2 separate regions of the Homo sapiens genome follow, and region 1 is linked to region 2. The links are chromatin loops, found by intact Hi-C in ENCODE. Cell type or tissue: natural killer cell. All regions are shown on one strand. Links, peaks and the distances in the headings refer to the core of each region. The heading gives the core; the rest is flanking DNA.

Region 1 (12,256 bases), core at 1,749-9,748, 110 kb before region 2:
ACAGCCGAGCAGAACAGAAAGCAGGCAGAAAGTCACAGCTGTTGAGTAGCAAGTGGCTGCTGCAAAGAGCACAGGAAAATGAGAGGGAGGAGGGGGCGTGGCAGGGCAGCGGGTGGTGAGGGGAGCCCTCCTGCCTAGGAGCTCCACAGAGGGGATCACACCTCACAGTACACCCACATGGAGGCAGTGGTTTCACTTTCTGGATGTTGTATCCAAAATGCTGCCCAGGTTCCTCTAAGAGGGACACCAAGGTCCCTCTGAACTGGATATACGTAACAAGGACAAGGGGCCAAGGGAAAGCATGATTGTCACCCAGGGTGGCCCCTCTCTGGCCCAGCCCATGCAGGCCTGCTTGCTTGCTTTCACTGGGTTCCTGGAAGCCTCTGGTGGGTCAAGTGTCAGGTATACCCTAGAAATGCTATGTGGGTCATTTGGGAGGGCAGCTGGTAATGGGGTGTCTTCATTTTCTCCCCATAGAAAGGGCCTACACTGGAGGATGTCATCCTAATAGCTAAGCTAGTTAGTCCAATTTTTAAAAAAGTAAAATGATGGCAGCCTCACACTCCTTTTTGTTGCCAAGTGTCCTAATTGTTGCAGAGGAACCAACGTGCCCTTCTTCAGTTAATACACAGACATCTTTTTTCCCCTGAAATGGAGTTTAATAATCCAAACTTGTTAACTTTTCTGCCAGGCTCTGTCCCTGCAGGGAACAGTGGAGCAGGTGGCAGCAGCCTGGTGAAATGTATATTTGGATTGTCCTTTTTTAACATATATTTACTAGCAAGTTGCTTGGCCTTTCTGTGTCTCAGTTTCTGTAAAACTAGGGCACTGGGCTAGATCGCATCCCAGATGGTCCCTCAACATCCTTCTGGCTCTGACTATAATCTCAACTCTAGTCATTTTGACATTTAGTACAGTGAATGCTGCAGCAACGTGCTGGTGATCTGGTGATCACATTGGCTGGTCAATCATGTAGTCATTAGGCACCAACTGTGTGCAGTTCAACATATTAGAGACTTCTTCTTCTTTTTTTTTTTTTAATTAGAGACGGAGTCTCGCTCTGTCACCCAGGCTGGAGTGCAGTGGCGCCATCTCGGCTCACTGCAACCTCTGCCTCCAGGGTTCAATAGATTCTCCTGCCTCAGCCTCCTGAGTAGCTGGGATTACAGGCACACACCACCACGCCCGGCTAATTTTTGTGTTTTTGGTAGAGACAAGGTTTCTTGAACTCCTGACCTCAGGTGATCTGCCTGCCTGGGCCTCCCAAAGTGCTGGGATTACAGTCGTGGGCCACCACACCCCGCCCTAGAGACTTCTTGAAGAGAAACAGCAATAGCATGGTTTCTTCCCTTGAGGGCCTTAAGAGAGAACATTCTTGGGAAAATATATGAGAATAGTTATAAGAAAGAAAAATACGGATTAATGAATATATATTAAATCTCTTTGACAAGAAAGATCTCTGCCACTTCACATGAATGTGAGGAATCCTATTATTATTAAGGAGATTAGGACTGTGAAATTAGGTCACTGTATAATTATGTTTGACATTTCAGCACATAAGCTGTTGGGCTACTTTGCATATGATATAGCAACACTCGGCCCAGATAGGGCCTTGATACAGCCAGGTATTATTTTTCACTCTGTTATCTTTAAAACAATTTTTAGGTAAGTTCTTTTTTAATACAGCCTCCCATGATAACATTAAAAAGCAAGTTTTAGAGAAATGAAGACCTACCTATGACTGTCGTGTTGGTCACCAACACATAGCTGTCCTGAATCAAGCCACAGGTTGATCTTACTGGAAAGCTTGGTTGGACTCCTCCCCTGTAAATCACCCACCTGCTGCCCTGAGAGGCTCATAGGCTCAGGGCTTTGCCAACTCTTCCTAGGGTTAGAGCCTCATGGCCTCAGCCTCCAGGGACAGTGAGTCCCAAACCAAGAAGACCATTACCATGTCTGCTCTTAGTGAGCTGGGTAGGGGAGCCCTTGATTGACTTGTCCAAGTTACCTATTCGCAACAGCTGCTTCCAAGGACAGGCCTCAGCCAAGGAAAGTGGAAGGGCACACAGGAGCATGACACCATAGGGACCTATTTTCAGTCATGTTTCCTTACCCTCTACTTTTCTATTTTCTTCTTTGAATGACCTCAGTCCAAGCAACCACTACTTTTACAACCACATCTGGTACAAAACATGCAGTTACAATAATCTCAGCTTTCACCAGAAACAACTATCACATGGGTTGGTGCAGAAATAAAAAAACTATTTAAAGATCAGTACATGGCAAGGACATATGTCAGCACCCACCAGAAACTGTATATTCAATTGATTTGTTACTCATTTCAAATTTCTTTTCCATCATTTTCTCCTTACAAAAATGCCATGAAAACAGGCAAGGTGCAGTGGGTCATGCCTGTAATCCCAGCACTTTGGGAGGCTGAGACTGGTGGATCACCTGAGGTCAGGAGTTCAAGACCAGCCTGGACAACATGGTGAAACCCTGTCTCTACTAAAAATACAAAAATTAGCTGTGTGTGGTGGTGGGTTCCTGTGGTCCCAGCTGCATGGGAGGCTGAGGCAGGAAAATTGCTTGAACCTGGGAGGCGGAGGTTGCGGTGAACTGAGATCGCGCCACTGCACTCCAGCCTGGGCGACAGAGCAAGACTCCATCTCAAAAAACAAAACAAACAAAACAAAACAAAACAAACAAACACAATGCCATGAAAACAGTTACTTCACTAAAGAAATGAAATATAAATTATATTCATTTAAAATTATGACTTGACTTTGTTTTCATTTCTTTTTTTTTTCTCTTTTTTTTTTTTGAGACGAAGTCTCACTCTTTCGCCCAGGCTGGAGTGCAGTGGCGCGATCTCAGCTCACTGCAAGCTCCGCCTCCCGGGTTCACGCCATTCTCCTGCCTCAGCCTCCTGAGTAGCTGGGACTACAGGCGCCTGCCACCACGCCCGGCTAATTTTTTATGTATCTTTAGTAGAGACGGGGTTTCACCGTGTTAGCCAGGATGGTCTCGATCTCCTGACCTCATGATCCACCCGTCTCAGCCTCCCAAAGTGCTGGGATTACAGGTGTGAGCCACCGCGCCTGGCCTGTTTTCATTTCTTACTTGATTTCTCATCATGCTCAGCCCTTAAAATGTAAACTTTCTCACCACATGTACTGTTTTCCTTTCTAGTAAATTTTTTTCAAGTTTCAGAAAAATAAGAGGGGCTAATTATTTTTTAAAGAATTGAACAGAAATAGGGTTAATTTTTCTCTTCAGATTGAGAATTGCTATATTTTCTTTTAAGGTCTTAAAAATAGGCCAGGCATGGTGGCTCATGCCTTTAATTCCAGCACTTTGGGAGGCTGAGATGGAAGGATTGCTTGAAGCCAGGAATTTGAAACCAACCTGGGCAACAAAGTGAGACCCTATTTCTACCAAAAAAAAAAAAAAAAAAAGTGTATACTCACTGTGAGAAAAATACACCCATACACACACACACACACACACACACATACACACACACACAGCCTACAGCCTCTCTATGCTGGTGGCACATCACAGTCACACAGGAGTTTACAAAAACCCTGAAACCTGGGTCCCATCTCCACAGATTCTGATTTCATTGACCTGGGCGGCTACCTGGGCAGCAATATTGACTTAAAAGCTGCCTAGGTGATGTAATCATACAGCCAGGGCTGAGAACCACTGATCTATAGAAAGGCATGAAGAGGAGAGTGAACATCACCTACACACCCATTCCCTGGAGATAACTGCTTTTGATTTTTAGTGCAATTAGCCAGAGGAGTCGTAAATGTGGGCTGTGGGGACCAGGTCAAGGAGTGAGGATACTTATAATCCATCTCTGGCAGGGAGCACTAACTTAGGTCCACCAGGTTTCCAGTACCAGAGGAGATCATCATCCCTTTGTCCTCCTTCAGAAATCAGGTTCCTATGGTTGTATGAGACTACCTGTCCCTACCTCCCAGGAGCCCAGAGAGGCCAAAAAAAAAAGCAAACACCCAGGCAGCATTTAAGGTCTGTAAGACAAGACTCCAGGAAAACCAAAGCAGAGGGTGTGAAAGTGGTTGTGGATACAGAACCGTGGGAAATCCCACAGTGACTCCAGGTCAACAGTGCATTTGCCTCAGCTCACCCAACTACCAACAAAGAATGCTTAGTTAGCTAAACAACTTCTCCTGAGGGGTGAATACCGGTTGTATTAAGCAGGATGGGAATTGGAAACACAGTGGTATAATAAATGGAAGAGAAGGACTAAACCATCGGAGGAAAAAGAAGGTGTGAGGATTTCAGGATGGACTCAGGCATGGAAGAAGGCAAGACATCCTTGTGCCCCTGAATCCCTCACATTGGCAGGAGTTAGCCATCTACTCAAAAAGATGGATCCCTGCAGCTTTTTCACTAAGCAGCATGGTCAGGGTTCACTGGAGTAGTGCTGATGACCTAGAGCCTCAGCCAAAGGGGGAGAAATAACTTGAGTCACTTAACACAGTCATTCACCGCACAACCAACCTTATATAATACAAATCTCCTCTAGATGCCTTTATTCTTTCTCCTATAGCCCCTTGTCAATTCCCATTTTTGTCCCCAGAAATTCACCTCTGGTCCTCAGCTTGTGCCCAGATTGAACCATGCAGTTGGCCAGCCCACCCATCTTTGAAAGCAGGTCAGTGATGACACGTTTTAATCAAGCACACTTTGAAGTCTCACACCTACACACATACCCAGATTTTCACACAAAGCATGTTTCTTTCTAGGCAGGATGTGGCAGATATTGTTGCTGCCTGTTTGGCCATCATTCCCCAGACTTCCTGGCCAAAAGAAAAGTCCCCAGGTGCCAGCAATGAATCATAATTGATTTAACTCAGTCCGTCCCCTTAAGGAGCCTTTTTAGATATGTTTTCCTGATTGCTTCCTCCCATGAAAATTTAATACTTCAGATACACTGTATGTTTATGTACTTTATGCATATCTGTACTTTATACATAAAAAATGTGATTTTTTTTTGAAATGGAGTTTCACTCGCGTCCCCCAAGCTGGAGTGCAGTGACATGATCTTGGCTCACTGCAACCTCCACCTCCTAGGCTCAAGAAATTCTCCTGCCTCAGCCTCCCTAGAAGCTGGGATTACAGCTGCGTGCCACCATGCCTGGCTAATTTTTGTATTTTTAGTAGAGACATGGTTTCACCATGTTGGCCAGGCTGATCTTGAACTCCTGACCTCAGGTGATCTGCCTGCCTCAGCCTCCCAAAGGGCTGGGATTACAGGTGTGGGCCACCATACTTGGCACAGTATGATTTTTTTTTTTGCCCCCAAGAACCAATTTTCACCCCCTTGAGGGTGACATCACCCTCATTAAGAATACATGATCTACATCAACAAAGCAATTGCTTTTGCCAGTGATTGGTCTAAGGTTGGCGTCTGGTCCCATTCTGGCCAATGAAACATGAAGGAATTCTGCTTGGGAAAGATATTCCTTCTGATCAAAGAGAGATGTGAAGGGAAGTGACCTTTGACCCCTGCCTACTTCTGCTCATGGTGTCTCATGTGACGAGTTGGTGCTTGGAACTGTGGCCACCATCTTGTTCCCATAAGGGTAGAAGAGAGAAAGGACAGAAGCAGTCCATACCCTGCTGAAATCAATGAGCCACTAAACAATTGTAACCAATGCTTGCTTCCAGACTTGTTAAGCATGATAGTAAATGTCAGTATGCCGTAACCCATTACCAGTAGTAAGATATTATGGGCCTTGCAGCCTGAAACTTCCTGATGGATAGATAGGATTTTCATTAATAAGGAATGTGGTCCAAGCATCCCAGAAGACCTGCACCAAGGAAGCTGTGCTGAAAAGTCAGCCACCACCGCTGCTCACAGACCTCCAATGTCCCACAGTGAAGTGCCAGAATTTGAACACTCATTTCTTGTAAAATAAATGAGGATAGCTGTTTCAAGCTGTTTTCAAGTTCAGAGTGTTTTTCTGAGAGTAATTTCCCCAAAATAAAAGTGCTTTTGTTCTTGCTCTCTGAGTGTCTTACCCAGTGAATCTGGGCCCTGGGCCTGCACACTCACTCAGCAGACCCTGTCCTCAACTCTCCTAACCCCGAGTCTCTCAGCCCATATGGTGTCCACCCCTCACCCCAGGACCCCTTTCTCTTCCCTATTTCCACTGTGAATGTTCTGGTGTAGAGAGGTTGAGGTACGATGAAAGGCCACACCACATGTCCTGCCACTGATCCTGTCATGGTCTTCCATAACAAGCCCTGCCCCAGCCATGAACTTATGGAGCAGATATTCAGAGCCCACAGAACAGGAAAAGCAGAGGCGAGGTAGGGAGTGAGCATCCAGGCCCAGATGTATCGATAGAACAAGAAGAGTGGGGGACCCAGAGGGGTGAATACAGGGAGGTAGGGGTCCAGGCCAGCCCCTCATTTCACAGACTTGGACATTGAGGCTCAGAGAGGTCAACGATTACTCAGGTAACAGAGCAAGATGTCAGGGGTCCCAGGAGCAGAGCCCTGTCTCCCAGCCTAGTGTCCTTTCCACAGCAACTACGGTCCATTTGGTCCTCATCCTGTGCTATGCTGGGATGTCCTGAACCGTCATTTACATCTGCTGTCATTTCACTATTCACCTGTTTATAGCTTATCTCCGCAAGCACATTGCAAATTTCTCAAAAGCTGGGATCTTGAGGCACCCGCCTTGTGATCCCTCATAGCACACATAGCCTTCTAGGCACCAACAGTTAGTCAACTTGATTTCTAAGCAGCCAACACGGAGAAAAGGCCAGAGGTGATGTCATGGGCTGGTGAAATGTTTGAGGAACACTTGCACTTCCTTCTGGAAAGGCTACTCCTAGTCATACCGGATCTGTATGTGAGAATAACAGTAATACCCCCAGAACCTGAATCCTCAACTTCTCATCTGATTGGAAATGATACTCTGTATTTATATAAATATTAGAATCACATAATCCCAGGGCTTGAGGGTTCAAAGATACTCCCTTGAATGTAAGCCAAGAACCCAGTGCCACTCCTTTTACCACTCTCGTCCCCACCATCAGAATCTCTCTCCTAAGCAGTTCTTGCTCTGGCTTTCTGTCTGCAGTGGCTGCGGGGATGGGTATATCTAGCACAACAAGACAGGCCATGAGGATGGGACAGCACTAAGGGACACCATTTTATTTATTTATTTATTTTTGGAGACGGAGTTTCGCTCTGTCACCCAGGCTGGAGTGCAATGGCACAATCTTGGCTCACCACAACCTCCACCTCCCGAGTTCAAGTGATTCTCCTGCCTCAGCCTCCCGAGTAGCTGGGACTACAGGCGTGCACCAGCATGCCTGGCTAATTTTGCATTTTTAATAGAGATGGGGTTTCACCATGTTGGTCAGGCTGGTTTCTAACTACTGACCTCAGGTAATTTGGCCACCTCAGCCTCCCAAAGTGCTGGGATTACAGGCGTGAGCCACCGTGCCCAGCCAAGGGACACATTTTTAAACAATGCAAATATAGATTATTTTTTGTGCGAGGGTTTGGTGGGCTGACAGGAGAGGAGGCTGAGCGACCCAAGCTGTGTTCCTGCGGAAAGGACACTGGAGCCATGTTCCCATGAAGTGGGAAGTGACGAGAAAGTTTCTTCTATTTCATTTTCGCATCTTAAAATTATGTGATTGGATAAAGAAACCTTGAGGTCTCTCTCCTCGTTCTTTTATGCGAAGACTCTCTAAATTCAGGGAAGGAATGAAGAGCAATGATAAACATGAACGCAAGCCCTGCATTATGTGTTCTGCACGTTTCATCTCACAGCAACACTAAGATGTAGGTAATGTTTGCAATCCCTATTTCACACCTGAGGAAGCTGAGACCCAGAGGAATAAAGCACTCAAAGTTATACATCTAGTCAGTGATGAGGGCAGGATTTGAACCCAGGCAGTCTAGATGCATTTTGGAGGAGGGTAGTACTGGCATCCCAGCCTCCATGGAGAAGCGAGGCTGCTGTTCCAGTCAGCGGTCCTCCAGGGACAGGAGGCCTGGCTCCTGGGTTCCCAAGACTCAAGCACCAGCAGCAGCAGAAAGAGGTGGGGAGAAGAGGAGGAGGAGGAGGAGGCTGGCTACCCCTCTGTTTAGGGCACACACATACCTTGCCGATTAGCAACGATGGGAAAGGAAACACACAGTGAGGGCCCTTGACAGCTTAATGGGATTTTAGAAAAATACACATCCATATTTTTAAACTTTTTTTTCCATTCGAACATTTTTAGCTTCCAGCTCTGAACTGAAATAGCAACTGTCTTAGATAATTCTTCATCCTTAGGCTCCCACATTTGGAAAAGGTCTCAGCCTAGCCGGGGGAAAAGAGAGACAGAGAGAGGATATACAAGCTTAGCACATAGATAATACATCTGGCACATAGATAACAGATGCTGAATGGATGGATAAATGGATGGATGGATGGATGGATGGATGGACGGATAAATGGATGGATGGACGGATGGATGGATGGATGGATGCATGGATGGATAAATGGATGGATGGATGGATGGATGGATGGTTGGATGGATGGATGGATGGATAAATGGATGGATGGATGGATGCATGGATGGATAAATGGATGCATGAGTGAATGGGTAGATAGGCAAGAGAAGGAATATGGTGGGAAAGAAAGAAAACATGTTCACCCATGAAATTCTCCTGAGAATTATACACCCTTCTGGAAAGATATACTTACACTTTTCGCCACTAACCAAACCCAGAGTCATAGTTAATGGACTGACAGCCTTCCTGTAGCTTCCAGGGCCTGGCTTTCTAGAAGTGGTTTTAGCCAAACCTGTAGCAATGTGGCACTGACAATTCAGTTCCCATCTACCAGCCCCATTTCCAGTTGCTTCTTGTGTCTTCTGTCTACTCTGGACCACTCACATTTCCTCTATGCATACTGTGGCAGAACCCATGGCTTGACTTGATGAACACTCATTCCAGTCCCCTTCCATATTACCTTCCTCTGCTGCAAAGGGTGAAAAGAGAAATACCCCAATTCCCACTCTCCCCTGCAGGTAAGGTACCAAGTGACATCACTCTGATGGGTTTGAGGCAGGCAGAAGTCCAAGAGACAGGCTTCCCACCAAAATAAATGGGCAAAACTTTGTCCATCATTTCCCCCTTCTTCCTGCCTGGAACTCTGACATAATGTTTGCAGGTGCAGCAACCATCATGTGATGAAGACAACAAAAGCCTTGATCCAAGATGTCAGAGCAAGAGGATACAAAGAGTCTCCCAGCCCTGGGCTCTTTCCTTCTGGTCTCCCAGTTAAATGAGAAAGATGAGCCCCTTACTTATTTAAGCCACTAGGTTAGAGTTTTCTGCTACTACCTGCTAAATACAATCTTAACTGATACACAGGTGTGAACAAGAGTTCTCTGAAAAGGAATTTGGAGGAAAGAGACTTCATTCCAGTGAACAGGTGGCAAACCTGAGAGATGCAGCAGCCCATGTAAGACCAAGGTACATTCCAGAGAACAAAGGAAGGGTTCCGGTTTCACAGCAAATTTCCCACCCAGGTTCCCAATCAGGTCCGTTTATACAAATGAAGGACTGACACTCGCTTAGTTCTGACTGGTCAGTACGACTGAATTTTAATTGTTCCATACAGCTAAACCCCGATTGATCAAGGCAGGTGGGCTCTGATTGATTGGTTCAGGTGAGATTTGTCAGTCCCCACATCGAACAGAGGTATGGGTTTTGGGGAAACTCCGAGTATGTGTGTGACCTCTAGTTATCCAGTAGCCATTTTGCTCTGTTTGAATTTAGGCCCAGTTAGCCATTGGGGATCCATCTTGAAATATTGGCTCTTTCAGGTTCACATTTGTTCACAAAGTCATGCATTTTAGGGCTTCATACCTTTGTCTGTGTGACTCCCCCTGCCTGAAATGCCATTCCCTGCCTTTCCTCACTAAAGTGCAGACACTAAACACATATTTTAAATGTAGAATTAAATTGGAAGTGCTGTGAAGTAGAACTGAGCAATACTTTCTTTTAAATGCAACTCCCCCCAACCCTACCCAGAATCTTTAATTTCTTCCTATCTTGGGAGTGCCATCCACTTTGTCTAAAGAAATGCTCCCGTCACCCCAATCTTGAACAAATTTTGGTTTGCGCTTGCTTCCTCTTTGAACTATCAATTTTCTCTACCCTTACACTCTCAGAAACTGTACTCGGTTTTTCTCCTAAAGGGAATATGGTGAAAGGTCAGGGGAGTCACACAAGCTGGGATCAAATCTGACCTCCACTACCTCCATGGGTAGCATGAGAATAATCATTTCCATTTCACAGAGTTGTAGGGAGAATTAAGCTTGGTAATGCATTTGAAGTGCATGACACAGTGTGGAACTTAAATGCTAGTCCCCTCAGCCTTCTAATGGCTTTTGTTTCCTTCCTTCTTTCCTCCCTTCCTTCCTTCCTTTTTTCTTCTTTTTTTCTTTCAGCACCATTTATTAAGTGCATTCTAGGCACTGGGCTAGTTCAAGAGATTCCAAGTTGAATGAAGCATGACTCATTCCCCCGCTTCTTTCCCTCCTCAATGTGATCTCAAGGTTTAATCCTCACTCACATTTTGTGCTTTCAGTGCTTTGTTTCTCAAAGATCTCATCCACTTTCACAGCTTCAAGCTCCAACTCCTAGTGAATCAATCCCTCCCGAACTTGAAAAACTAGGGCTGACTTTTCTCTTAGATGTCATGCCCCATTCCCAACTCCCCGGATACCTCTGTCCCTGGAGGTCCTGCAGTCAGCTGTACTCTTTCTTTCAAAGCAAGAAAACACTTGTTAAATATATTTATTTGTCCAAAATCCCTGAGGGGTAGTGGGGAACAGGCATAATACATATTCACCACCCTTATCAAATAATAAGGCTATTAAGTCACAAGATACTCTTTTTTTTGAGACACTCTTATTGCCCAGGCTGGAGTGCAATGATGCCATCTCAGCTCACTGCAACCTCTGTCTCCTGGGTTCAAGCAATTCTTCTGCCTCAGCCTCCCGAGGAGCTGGGATTATAGGTGCCTGCCACCACGCCCAGCTAATTTTTTGTATTTTTAGTAGAGACAGGGTTTCACTGTGTTGGCCAGGCTGGTCTCGAACTCCTGACCTCAGGCAATCCCCTCGCCTCAGCCTCCCAAAGTGCTGGGATTACAGGCGTGAGCGACCGCACCCAGCCCGATACTCTCTCTTTCTTAAAACTGACCTAAAGTTGATAAGATATTTGGTTGTAATGCTGTGAATGAACCAGTGCAATGGAGTCTCTTGTCAATATTGAAAACCTTGGCTCCCAGGGAGAAGGAAGACAGAAAATAGGTACAGCTGAGCCCACATTGACAACCTTAGCAGCCTGTGTGGGGAATTCTGGGCTGCAGACTTCTGAGAGTGTTTTTCTTATGCAGAGGGACCACATTTGTCCCTTCCCCTGGGGATGAGCCTTAGGCCTTGGCTTTGCCCAAAAGCCCCTCCCCTGCATCTCCACTTGGATATTCCCTGAATGCTTAGTTAGCTCCAATCAGTCCCAGTTCTCTGCAGCCATAACCCTGGGGGCCCCACCAAGCACAAAATGGGGGCTTTCTGCAAAAAGCCACCACCCATCCCCTGGCCCTTCTCTCTTCTCAGAGCACTGCCATGCCACCAGTCGGGCCCTTTGCTCAGCTCTCCAGCTGACCCACAGCAAAAGGGCAGAAGGCAGAGGGCAGAGGGCAGAAAATAACTCATGAGAACCAAAAACAAAACCCCATTGGAACCACAAATGGAAATGGCTTGGGGAAAAAGGGTCCTGGGATGCTTGGGCTATTAATAAAGAGTGTGTGCCTCAGCCCTCTTCTCCCAGGGCACAGGCCTGACCAGCTCATGGCTGGGGACGTTTATTCTTGGGAAGTCCCCAGCTTGCCAGATAAAATGTGCCCTAGAACCCATTCACTCCGGAAGCCCCCCCCCCAACACACACACACACACACACACACACCTGCACACACAATTTTTGCCTATCGAGTCTTCTAGGTGCTGCCTTACCTTTAATCCCTGTAAGGGAATAAGTAAGAACAAATGGTAGTTGAGGTCCAAGTGTTCCTGGTTATGAGGGGTTCAGACTCCTAAGACCTGGTCTTAGCCTCACTTGGTTGGAAGTAACGATGTCTTTGTACTTACCCTCTACAATCCTGGGAAGATGGAACCACCAGGACTTGTTCTCTACACCG
Region 2 (12,256 bases), core at 2,399-10,398:
AGCACTAAAAGACTGCTGAACAGATGTGTAGGTGCACATAGGGTCAACTTACAGAAAAGAATAGTGACTCAAGGATTGGCCCTAAGAAAGAAACTAGAAAATAGAAAGGAAGAGGAATAAGAGACAACCCTTAATTCCTTCAGGAATTCTTTTTCAACCATCTCCAGGCCACTTGCCTATGCTGAGACTATGTACTGGTAAACAGCTAGCCTGATCTTTCCTCTCACTATTGTGACACAGCTGAGCATGTGACCAGGCCTGGCTGCATGCGCCTTTCTCAAGCAGGCCCTGTGGGGCCAAGAGGGATGCTATGCTGCTAAAGCATGGAGAAAGGGAAGCTGGGAATCCTGAAGTGATCAGAATAAAGCATTTCCTTTCTTGTTTGCTGCCAGGGTCGTGGTAACATAAAGGGCTCTATCAGGAAGCCAGCGGCAGCCAGATCATTGGAATTTACCCTGTGGTGGAGCTGGGGATGAGGATGGGAGGATTTGCCTACAAACAGCAGATCAAAATAGAAGTAGTAAGAACTAAAATAAAAATATACCCAGAATTTAAGTTTAGGCCAATATGAGGAGGATTTTTTTCTCTTCTTTTTAATATTTTTTTCCTATCCAAATTGTATAAGAAACTCAAATAACTCAATACTAAAAAAAAAAAAAAAACCAAACAACTTGATTAAAAAATAGGCCAAGGACCAGGTGCTGTGACTCATGCTTGTAATCCCAGCACATTGGGAAGTTGAGGCAGGACAGGAAGATTGCTTCAGGCCAGGAGTTTGAGGCCAGGCTGGGCAACATAGTGAGACCCTGTCTTTACAAGAAAAATTTTAAAAAGTAATTAAATAAAATTTAAGAGAAAAAAACTTTAATAAAAAAAGAGGAAGACATACAAATGGCAAACAGTTTGCTCAACATCACTCACTAATCATCAGGGAAGTGCACATTAGAACCGCAACAAAATGTCACCTACAACTGTTAGCATGGCTATCACCCAAAAGGTGATGGATAACTGTTGGCGACAATATGGAGAAAAGGGAGCCCTGTACTCTGTTAGTAGGAATGTAAATTAGTACAGCCATTATGAGAAACCGTATGGGGGTTCCTTAAAAAATTAAAAATAGACTTGCCATACCATCCAGCAATCCCACTACTAGATATTTATTCAAAGGCAAGAAATTAGTATGTCAGGCCAGGCACCGTGGCTCATGTCTGTAATCCCAGCACTTTGGGAGACCGAGGTGGGCGGATCACCTGAGATCAGGAGTTTGAGACCAGCCTGGCCAACATGGCGAAACCTCGTCTCTACTAAAAATACAAAACTTAGCCCGGCGTGGTGGTGGGTGCCTGTAATCCCAGCTACTTGGGAGGCTGAGACAGGAGAATTGCTTGAACCCAGGAGGCAGAGGTTGCAGTGAGCCAAGATCGTGCCACTGCACTCCAACTGGGGCGACAGAGCAAGACTCCGCCTCAAAAAAAAAAAAAAAAGAAAAAAAACTTAATATGTCAAAGAGCTCTCTGCACTCCCATATTTGCTGCAGCACTATTCACAGTAGCCAAGATATGGAATCAATCTAAGTATCCATCAACAGAGGAATAAAGAAAATGCATTATACATTCACAATGAAATACTACACCACTTTGAAAAAGAAGAAAATCCTGTCACTTGTGGCAACATGGATGAACCTGGAGGACATTATGTCAAGTGAAATAAGCCAGGCACAGGGCAACAAATATCACATGATCCCACTTTTACATGGAGTATAAAAAAAGTCAAACTTACAGAAATAGAGAGTAAAATGGTAATTATCAGATACTGGGGGTGGGGTGGGGGCAATGGGGGGATGTTGACCAAAGGACACAAAATTTCAGTTAGGAGGAAAAAATTCAAGAGATCTATTGTATATCATGGTGACTACAGTTAATGACAATATACTGTATCCTTGAAAGTTGCCAAGAGTGTAGATTTTAAGTGTTTTCACCACAAAAAAAGGTATGTGAAGTAATGCACATGTTAAACAGCTTGATTTAGCCATTCCACAATGTATACATATATTAAAGCGTCATGTTGTACATCATAAATATGTACAATTTTTACTTGTTAATTAAAAAATTTTTTTTTCTTTGCCAAATCAAAAGTCAGTATAGCACAATTAAGGAAACTTTCTTTTTAATTAAAAAACAATCATAATCGCATAATGTAATACAACTATTTTTACACTATTGCATATTTTCTTTTGGTTCTGTTAAAATGTATCACTCATTCTACATAATTATAATTATTATATATAATAATTATATATAATAATTATAATTATATAATTATTATATATAATAATTATAATTATATAATGCAATATAATACTTTTTTACTTTATCTTTTTTTACTTTTTTTTTACTTTATCTTTTATCTTTTTTTTTTAGAGACAGGGTCTCCCTCAGCTGCTCAGGCTGAAATGCAGTGACACAGTCATAGCTCATTGCAGCCTCAAAATCCTTGGTTCAAGTGATCCTCTGGCCTCAGCCTCCCAAGTAGCTGGGACCACAGGCTCACACCACCTTGCCCAGCTAATTTTTAAAAAATAATTTTGTAGAGATGAGGTCCTACTATGTTGCTGAGGCTGGTCTCAAGCTCCTGGCCTCAGGCAGTGCTCCTGCCCCAGCCTCCAAAAGTGCTGGGATTACAGGTGTGATCCACAGGCCACCATGCCCAGCCTCATTTTAATTATTTTATCATAAACATTTCTATATTTTAACCTTTTTATTATCATTATTTTAATACCTACATAGTGTTCTTAAGGTTCATAGTCATCATACTTTTCCTTGCTGTGCCCCTTTTGTTCAGCGTTTAGTTTATTATCAATTTTGACTATTAAACAAAATTTAAACAAAATTTAAATGTCAGTCATGAAGCTTTTCTGTTTTTGATTTCTTCCTTAGTATAAACTCTTTGGAGAGCAACATTAAGCTCAAAGGGTGTGAATATTTTTATGGGTTTTGATATGCATTGTCATTTTATTTTCAAACAGCTTGTAAGAATTCACACTGGCATCAGTAATGTATGACTCCAGTGTCACCCACAACCAGACCATCATTGGCCGTCACATTTTAACTTCTCTTAACTTAACAATGTAAATTGATGTTTCAATGTTGCTGTAGTCTACATTTATTTAATTATAAAGACAAATTTTTTCTGGGGTTTGTGGGCAATCTATATTTCTTGTTTGTAAATTACTTATTCATTTTCTTATTCACCCATTGAAATCTTAATGTTTTATTTTATATTTTTTAATGAGTAATTTTTAAAGTATCAGTACTCTTTACCATAATTGATAAAAATATTTCTGCAGACTCTGTTGCCATTTTATATTAGAGTTACCAGTTTTCATTACTTGAAAGCTCTTAAAATATTTATTTGGGCCTGTCAATCTTCATGATTTATTCTATTGCTCCAAAATTGAGAACCTATTTCTCTATTGATCTGGCTGTTTTATGCTGAATTTTTGTAGTTTTGTCGTATAATTTGTCTATTTATGTATAATTCTTAGCCCAATTGCCATTTTCTAGATGATATAAAGAATTGATCTAAACAAAACATTTTCCAAATTTATGACCAGTGATACTCCTAGTTCTCATTAAATAATCTTTTCTTACTCTCATATTTATCACATTTTAAATTTATGTAGTGAGAGTGAGTTCTGGATCCTTTTTGTGGTTGTTTCGATATAATTTCCCTTTTTTTGTGGTAAGAATCACAAAAACATTTTGTTTTAATTATTTCTGTGTGTTTTTCTTGATATCTCTGCTGTTGATTACATTGACTGGCATGCAGTATGTGTTCAACTGATTTTTACTGACCTGTATCACATTTACAATATATACACATACCTTCTAAGTTTCGATCTTGAGTATTTTTCAATTTAAAAAAATCCATTACTGGCTGATTGAGTCACACCTAGAAATCTTTTTCTCTGTTATCTCCAGAGCATCTCAATTCCTCCCCACCTTCATTTGTTGCCACATTCTTTTGGGAAGTCTGAGAAGTTGAGATAGCAGAATGTGCAAGTAGGGAGGCTTCCAGGTTACTTTCTCAACCTAGTCCTTGCAGCATCCCCACCCCCACGAAGCAGGCAATCTCTTTGCAAGCAGGATGGGGAAGCTCAGAGAATGTCACTGACTTGCTCAGAGTCACACAGCTTGGAGTTATGGTTCAAACTTGGATCACCTGGCTCTGAGTTTGGTATTCATACACATCGCTGACTTTATAGATCTTAAAGTTTTTTGTCTTAGTTATCTAGGCAGTACAGCTAGTAAGTTAGTGAATATTTTTAGGCCAAAGGCTGACATAATGAGATTTGTTTGGAAGGGGCATTCTGGCAGAACACCCACAATAAGATGTAAGAGATATAGCACAACTCCCACCTAGAACTATTTCTCACCACATCACAGGCTGCAGGTGGAGATGCATGGCAACGTTGAGGGAACTCAGACACCCAATCTGATGCACGGCATACCAGGAGGTGGGGAGGGGATCTGCAGAGACCTTTCACTGAGTTTTGGCACACAGACTGCTAAAGGAAAGCCTCCGTGGTGGGCTTGAACATGAGCATAGAAGAGCTCTTTTTAAACACAGGCCTTGAGCTGACTACAGGGGTCACAGGCAGAATAGCAAACAGAGACAAGACTATAAATAGCAGCTGCAGCTGGAAAGCAAAAGACAGGCCTGACCTGTGCATAGTATAGAAAGGACCTCAGGCAAGCCATCAGTCTCACCCTATTGCTCCCTCCCCTTGCAGAGGCCCCTCCCCACAACAGGCATCCTCAGCTCCAGCAGAGAAAGACTATGCATTATCACTGGAAGAGCTGTGAACCTGAACAGATTTCGTCCTCCCCAATCTAAGGAGTTAAAACTTAAAACACGGCGAGTCGACTTCAGATCTGGGGACAAGGCTCCTCCGAGTCCACCCTGCAGGGCTGTGAGCCGATCCTTTATTTCTGCTTGGTTGTCATTGTTCAGTTCTGTCTGCTTAGCCAGATTGGAAATGGTTAGCTGGAAAAAATTATGGTGCTGTCTAACATGATGTAACAAGATGTCATCTTCTAGCTCCAACGCATAAAATGGATTTACAGGAAGGAGAGGAGAAAAAAAAAAAAAGAGCAAAGCCCCAGGGAGCGCTTGACTCAGATAAAAACCACTGGGTTTTGTTTGTGAATGTCTAAAAGCTGCATGTTATTTTACTTAGAAGAACATGAGAACAGACTGGCATTTCAGGGGAAACAAAAGTTGTGGGCTACACAGCCCAGAGGAAAAGTGTGCTGAAAAAACTAAAACTAATATTCATTTCATATTGCACACATATACAAACACACCACAAACCCTATCTACCAATCACACAGACACATAAAATATGTGCCACAAATACCACCCCCGCCCCCAACACACACACAGGGCATACACACAGGAACACATACCACACCCCTTCTAAGCCTCGCCCAGGCATGACATGCACTCACCACCCACACACATTGTCGCATATCCTCTAGCATCGCCCCAACACCCTTGCCACAGTGACAAATACACTCATTCTTTTTACTCAAGAATCCTTTAATTCCTATATCACTGAGCCATGCAGGTGAGCATATATTCTGGGTCTAAGCTTTTCAGAGCTCCCTTTTATGAAGACACATACTGGAAAAGACATAGTGGAAAGAGGGTCAAAGGTTTTGTGGTTCTTTTTAAATATACAGTGGTTCTAGAAAGGCACATTCTAAGCCAATCCTAATATACTGCAGGGAAGTAACATGAATAAGAAAAGATATAATAGGGGCCGGGGGCAGTAGCTTATGCCTGTAATCCTAACACTTTGGGAGGCCGAGGCGGGTGGATTGTCAGAGCTCAGGAGTTCGAGACCAGCCTGGGCAACATGGCAAAACTCTGTCCCTACTAAAAATACAAAAAAGTAGCCAGGCATGGTGGCACATGCCTGTAGTCCCAGCTACTCCAGAGGCTGAGGCACAAGAATTGCTTGAACCTTGGAGGTGGAGGTTGCAGTGAGCCAAGATCATACCACTGCACTCCAGCCTGGGGGACAGAGCAAGACTCTGTCTCAAAAAAAAAAAAAAAGAAGATATGATAGGATTCCGTGGTCATTTGTGTTCCTTAGAACTCCATTACTTTCTTTCTACATTTGAAGCAAGTTCTCATGTTGCCTCGGGGGACTGTCAGTGCCTCAATTATACACATACACCGAAAATAATGGCATAGAAGGAAAGGGAAAGATTGGGCAACCCATAGTCTTTTTAGACCTTCTTCCCTCATCAGCATGCCAAAGGCAGGCGGTGTTGGTAGGATGTCATATATTAGGAAATGAAATAAAAATCATTGAATTAGTTTTATGCAGAGTTTTCACTGTTCTGCTAAAAACTAAGTCCATACACATGTATGAGCTATAAAATATGAATTTTGTAATTTCATTAAACACTCTTATGCCTATATTTAAAACTGGCATTATACAACATAAACATAAATGATAAAATTTATGGTGACAATTTTTAAATGATCATTTTTCTTAGAAGGATCTTATATAGCAAATTTTAAAATGCCATGACAAGTTGAGAGGGAAACTGCAGAAAACAAACAAAAAAGCTTTATATTTTAGTACCTTTAACAACACTCTTCTCCTGCTATTTGAACAAAAGACCCCAAATCTCCATTTTCCATGGAGCCTCACTAATTCTCCAGCAGGCCTGAGTATCTATCCTTTTTTTTTTTTTTTTTTTTTGAGACAGAGTCTTGCTCTGTCGCCCAGGCTGGAGTGCAGTGGCGCGATCTGGGCTCACTGCAAGCTCTGCCTCCCAGGTTCATGTCATTCTCCTGCCTCAGCCTCCCGAGTAGCTGGGACTACAGGCTCCCACCACCACGCCCAGCTAATTTTTTTGTATTTTTAGTAGAGACTTGGTTTCACCGTGTTAGCCAGGGAGGTCTCGATCTCCTGACCTTGTGATCCGCCTGTATCGGCCTTCCAAAGTGCTGGGATTATAGGCATAAGCCAACGTGCCCTGCCTATCTATCCTTCTTATAAGAATGTCAGCTCCACCTGAGTAAGAGTTTATCTGTTTTACCACTGTTGATAAAACAGCTCCTATATTAGTGTCGAGAACATAGTAGGCTTTCAATACACAATTTTTGAGTACATAAATGATTGAATAAATTAATGTAAGCCCAAAATGCCATCCCTGTTCATCTGAAGGCAGAATGAGTCAGAATGCCTGGCACAAACTGCATATTTCATTCTAGAACCAGCCTATTCATTCAATTCCCCTCCAATGAAGTGTTTATTCATTCATTTATTCAACACACATTTATGGATCATGTTTTCTGTGCCAGGCAAAGACAAATAAGTCATGGTCCTCAGCTTCAAGGAGATTACTGTCTAAAAATGGGAAACACAGTTATAAAGGGCTAAAGGTAATCAAGTGTTAAAAGCAGCTTGAGAGAACTGTATGCAGGGGACGTTGGAACACGGGCCGGTGATGCCTTGAAGGCTCTGGAAGAATGCTAGGAGGAGGAAACATGGGGTTCCCCACCATGAACCCTGGGCTCCATTACAGCGAGTCTTCTTACTGCCCAGACTATACTATACAAAGCCTAGCCCTCCTCACACTCAGGATTCTCAGCGCCACCACCACCACTCGGTATATCTTGTCCTTCCAGGAAGGTCCTCTTCATTTCTCTAAATTTCTTTTATCCTCCAAGGACTTTGTGGCTATAACTGGTCTCTCCCTGTAGCTGCACAACTACTAAGCAATTTAGCCCTTGAACATACATTATTTTGAATTGTTCCATTATTGCATCTATGTATAAATCGTATCCGTTGCCCTCCCCTTTCACATCACGCATGTGCGCGCGCGCACACACACACACACACACACACACACACACACACACACACACACACACACATCAGACTAGGTTGGAAGAACCCGTGTTCTATCATTACATGCAGTGGGTGCTGGGTACATCATGGGTGAAGTCATCTGAACTAAAGTGAGAGGCACATGTGGGCCCCACTCTCAAAAACTGTAGGCTATAAAGGCCTCCAGCTCAGATGGTCACTCTTTCAAGAAAGAACAAGTCAGCTTAGACAAATGTGAGGTCCTTTTCTCCTTCAAGGCGCCATCCAGACAGGGTAGGACCTGGGCTGGGAGGTACAAGGACCTACTATTGCCACCTGGGAAATGTGAAAAGAGTGAATCCAGGCTCCCAGGCCCTTGTGTCAAGCCACTGCACTAAAACGGAATCATCTGATGCAGATGAAAAAGCAATTAATTAGCTAACCAAGAGCTGTTTCTTCTCTGACTAGCCTGGGCAGATGTTCATTCTGGATTCAGCTTTTCCATGACAATCATAAAGAGTGCCAAGACACTGAGTCAGGCTGGCAGCCGCCTGTGCCTCGGAGTCTTGTATGTCCCCGTCCACTGTGGATAAAATACTGAGCTGCCAATAATGAGAATTTGCTCTGTGCTTCTCCACACACTAGGTCACAGTGGCCCAGGGCTTGAGGCTTGAAAATGTGTTTCTTCACATAGTTCAAAGCTGGCCAGCTGATTGGAGGATCTCAACTGATGAAAGAAGGGATCCACAGGTCCAGCACGGTGGCTAACGCCTATAATCCCAGCACTTTGGGAGGCCAAGGCGGGCAGATCACGAGGTCAAGAGATCGAGACCATCCTGGCCAACATGGTGAAACCCCATCTCTACTAAAAATACAAAAATTAGCTGGGCGTGGTGGTGTGTGCCTGTAGTCTCAGCTACTCAGGAGGCTGAGGCAGGAGAATTGCTTGAACCCGGGAGGTGGAGGTTGCAGTGAGCCAAGATCGCGCCACTGCACTCCAGCCTGGCAACAGAGTGAGACTCCGTCTCAAAAAAAAAAAAAAAAAAAAAAAAAAAAAAGTCAGGGATCCACACACCACTGCAATCCAGCCTAGGCGACAGAGCAAGACTCTATCTCAAAAAGAAAGAAAGGATGAAGTGATGGAGATAAAACCCTCCAAAGCAGGCTCCATAAGGCCAGTAGATTCAAGATGCAGCTGTGAGCATCAGTGAGTCCATTTCAAATAAACTGAACAAATGTTATTTATTGAACACCTACTATGTACCTCACCCGAACCTGTAGGGGAACTCACGTTTGAGCTAGGAAAAATAAGACGATAAGGAGAAGTAGAAGATTTAAGCAAGAGTGTAGGCTAATAAGTAAGGTGGCAGGCTCTAGACTTGACTGCTGGGTGTGGCACTCCCCAGATGCTTAGCCTTGAGCAAACTAACCCACAGTTTCCTCATCTGTACAAAGGGGATGATAAATAGTGCTTTCTTTGCAATATTGGGAGAAAGATTAAATAACATATTACACATAAAGCTCTCAGCCTAGTTGAGCTACAAGTGGAATATCTATTTGTATCATGATGATGGTGATGATGATGATAATAATGGTGCTGGCGGTGATGAAGATAAAAGGAGAAAGTCATTGACTTTCTGTGGGGTATGAGAGAAGTTATCTGTTTGTAAATGTATCCTTTTTCCAAACTGGTCTTTTTTTCTTCCACCTCAGAGTGTATATGGGGAGTTATTGTACCTTGTGGTCACCCAGTGAATACTCATTGGTGATGGAGATTCTTTATTTATTTTGAGACAGGATCTTGCTCTGTCACCCAGGCTGGAGTGCAGTGGCAGGATCTTGGCTCAGTGCAGCATCAACTTCCTAGGCTCAAGAGAACCTCCTACCTCAGCCTCCTGAGTAGCTGGCACCATGGGCACGTGCCACCATGCCAGGCTAATTTTTTTTCTTATTTTTTGTAGAGACAGCCACCACATTGCCCAGGCTGGTCTCAAACTCCTGGACTCAAGTGGTCTTGCTGTGGCCTCCCAATGTACTGGGATTATAAACACGAGCCACCGCACCCAACCATGATGGAGATTCCGAATTGATGATCCTGGGATAGGATGCCAATGGATCAGCTGAGTGTAAAATCTGGAAGGCAGGATTAGAAGCACTGGGTTTGGAGCCTAGGTAGGAAAGCCATGGTTCATCATACACAGGCCTCCAGCAAAGACCTAGATACAGAGAAGGTGAGGGGCAGAGTCTGAAAAACACCAGGTCAGATCTATGCAGGTTTCAAGTCTGTGCAAAATCTCACATGTTCAATGTCCAGGGATTAAAAAGGCCAATACCAAATCCTACACTGCTGTTCCTGTGTCTCCTTATCCAGGAACCACAAAGCTTGGGGATCTCAGAAGCTGGGGGTCTCTGTGGTATTTGGCAGAGGTATTATTGGGTTCCCTCATTGTGTGGATGACCCCTTGACTTTAGAGACCCCCCACATGTGTTCACTGACATAATAATAAAGGACAATAGGGTTCTTCTCTAGAAAAGGATCAAGATCCCTGAATGCTTCCAATTTTCCAATGTCTCACAAAATTTTCTCATTCTTTGCCCAAACGATAAATTCTAACCCCTAGTTTTTCCTCATTCCTCTTTGGTTCTCACACTTCCCCTCTCTTCCTGTCACACTGGACTTCACCATTTATTTGCATTGCACCACATGTGCCTTTGCCAACCCTAGTAACTAAATAAAATAAATCTTTTTTTATTTCATTGCCTTGTCCTTTATTATTGCTTTGCCTTTGTTATTACTACACCATCAGGAAACTTGGATATGATACATTGGCTGTCAGCATCCAAAAGTAATAAAATGTTTTCCCAAATCTCTTTCCAGCAGTCCATCACCAACAATCTCTTCCTACCTTGAAACGTTTTGTTTTATTGCTCCCCCTTGTATTCTGCCCATAGGCCAATCCATGTTCTGCTGGTGCCAGTTTTCCTCCTGCCGCTCAGACCCGACCTTACAGGCAGGCCATTTTCATCTCAGGCTCTGATACGTGACAGTCTCAAGGTTATTGCTTTACTGAATTCCTATCTGCTCTTGGGCAGAGACCCTCCATGAGCTGTAATATTTTGCTTGCAATTTCCCAGGGTACCCACCAGCCTTTATCTCGATGGCTGAGCCCAGGCAATAACTACTCTATCTCCTTTATCTAGATCCAAAGCTGTCTGTCTTACATAGTAAACACTCCTGTGCATGCTATCTGAGTCTTCCATCTCTTCATCATTTGCAGAATTGCTTTTATTTATGTGCTGCGTCCTATCTCACGTTCAGTTTCTCTCTGATAGGATTTTTAGGGTTTATGTGTGTGTGTGTTTCAAAGTCTGATGAATCAGGAAAGACCTAGTTATTTACTTCTCAACAGAGAAGATAAGAAATGATGACGAAATTCCATAGCTCACTCTCACCCTCCTCTCTAATTTGATTTTCAGAAGCAATGTGTGATGCTTTTGTTCTTTACCCCTGAAATATGCAACAGTTCCAACTTGCCTTTTGGTGTGTAGTCCTTTCAATCTGAAGACACCTCTTGGGTCTCAAGAGCTAAGTACCAGACAGTATTTGTGGAGTAATCGTATTACTTCAGAACCCAAAGTTCCCATTCTATCTTCCTGTTGTCCCCTTAGGGGTGTTTTGACGCAGATCAAAATTGAAGTAATGTAAAATTTTGACAGCCCCGAAATACTCTCTCTTTTTCCTGAATCTCTGCGTGCTGGGCCTTAGGCTGCACTTCCTGTTCACCAGTAACCTTAAGGAACAACATTGTGCTGTCTAATTCAAATTTACTTTTTATACATTGAGAATTTACATTCTCAATATGAAAAGTTTCTGTTTCTGAGACTCCCCAGAAGTCATTTTCCTCTTAGTTTCAGCCTCCCTGTCTTGTTTGGAGGGGTGACCATGGAGCACGAGGGGTGATTCATGGAGTTAAAGTCAAACTAGGAAGTGATTTTCAGGTTCAGATGTGACAAACCTCAGGGATAGTGTGAACCATAGACGTTCACATAGACATCATTAGCGAGGAAAGAGCATTGCTCTACAGCTTCTTTTCTTTTTTTTCTTTTTCCTAAAATCAAAAATAATGTTGTCTCTGAAGTACAAAAAAAAAAAAAAAAGGAGAAAAAAAGAAAAAGAAAAAGAAACCAGCTTCCCACATTTCAGGTCCCATGCCCAGGCCAAGGGGCCACCCCTACAGGCAATGCCAGTCCAGGGACTGAGCTACAGGTTCACTTGAAGCTGTTTTGTTTTGTTTTGTTTTTTCTCTCAATTCCATGAACTTCTCTCCCACTGGTTATCTCATTTAGTAAAAGCTGGAGCTAGCT

Evidence for each region. A loop is a pair of places that touch in the nucleus more often than their neighbours do. Peaks named below come from ENCODE experiments on the same cell type or tissue, not always from the same donor. Only the 100,000 strongest peaks of a DNase experiment are listed, where the experiment ranks them.
Region 1: it touches region 2 in a loop (8-fold over the local background); 3 of 110 quality-filtered maps call a loop at or near these places.

What each region holds. Positions count from the first base shown.
Region 1 is chr2:30,311,086-30,323,341 of GRCh38, forward strand. No RefSeq gene overlaps it. Among named protein-coding and RNA genes, the nearest start is that of LINC01936, 29 kb to the right of the region's middle. In natural killer cell, for the core only: no CTCF peak of the experiment used is centred there; DNase peaks (open chromatin) are centred at 4,095 and 4,786; H3K27ac peaks cover 1,003 bases.
Region 2 is chr2:30,417,137-30,429,392 of GRCh38, forward strand. No RefSeq gene overlaps it. Among named protein-coding and RNA genes, the nearest start is that of LCLAT1, 24 kb to the right of the region's middle. In natural killer cell, for the core only: no CTCF peak of the experiment used is centred there; DNase peaks (open chromatin) are centred at 4,485 and 5,485; H3K27ac peaks cover 2,413 bases.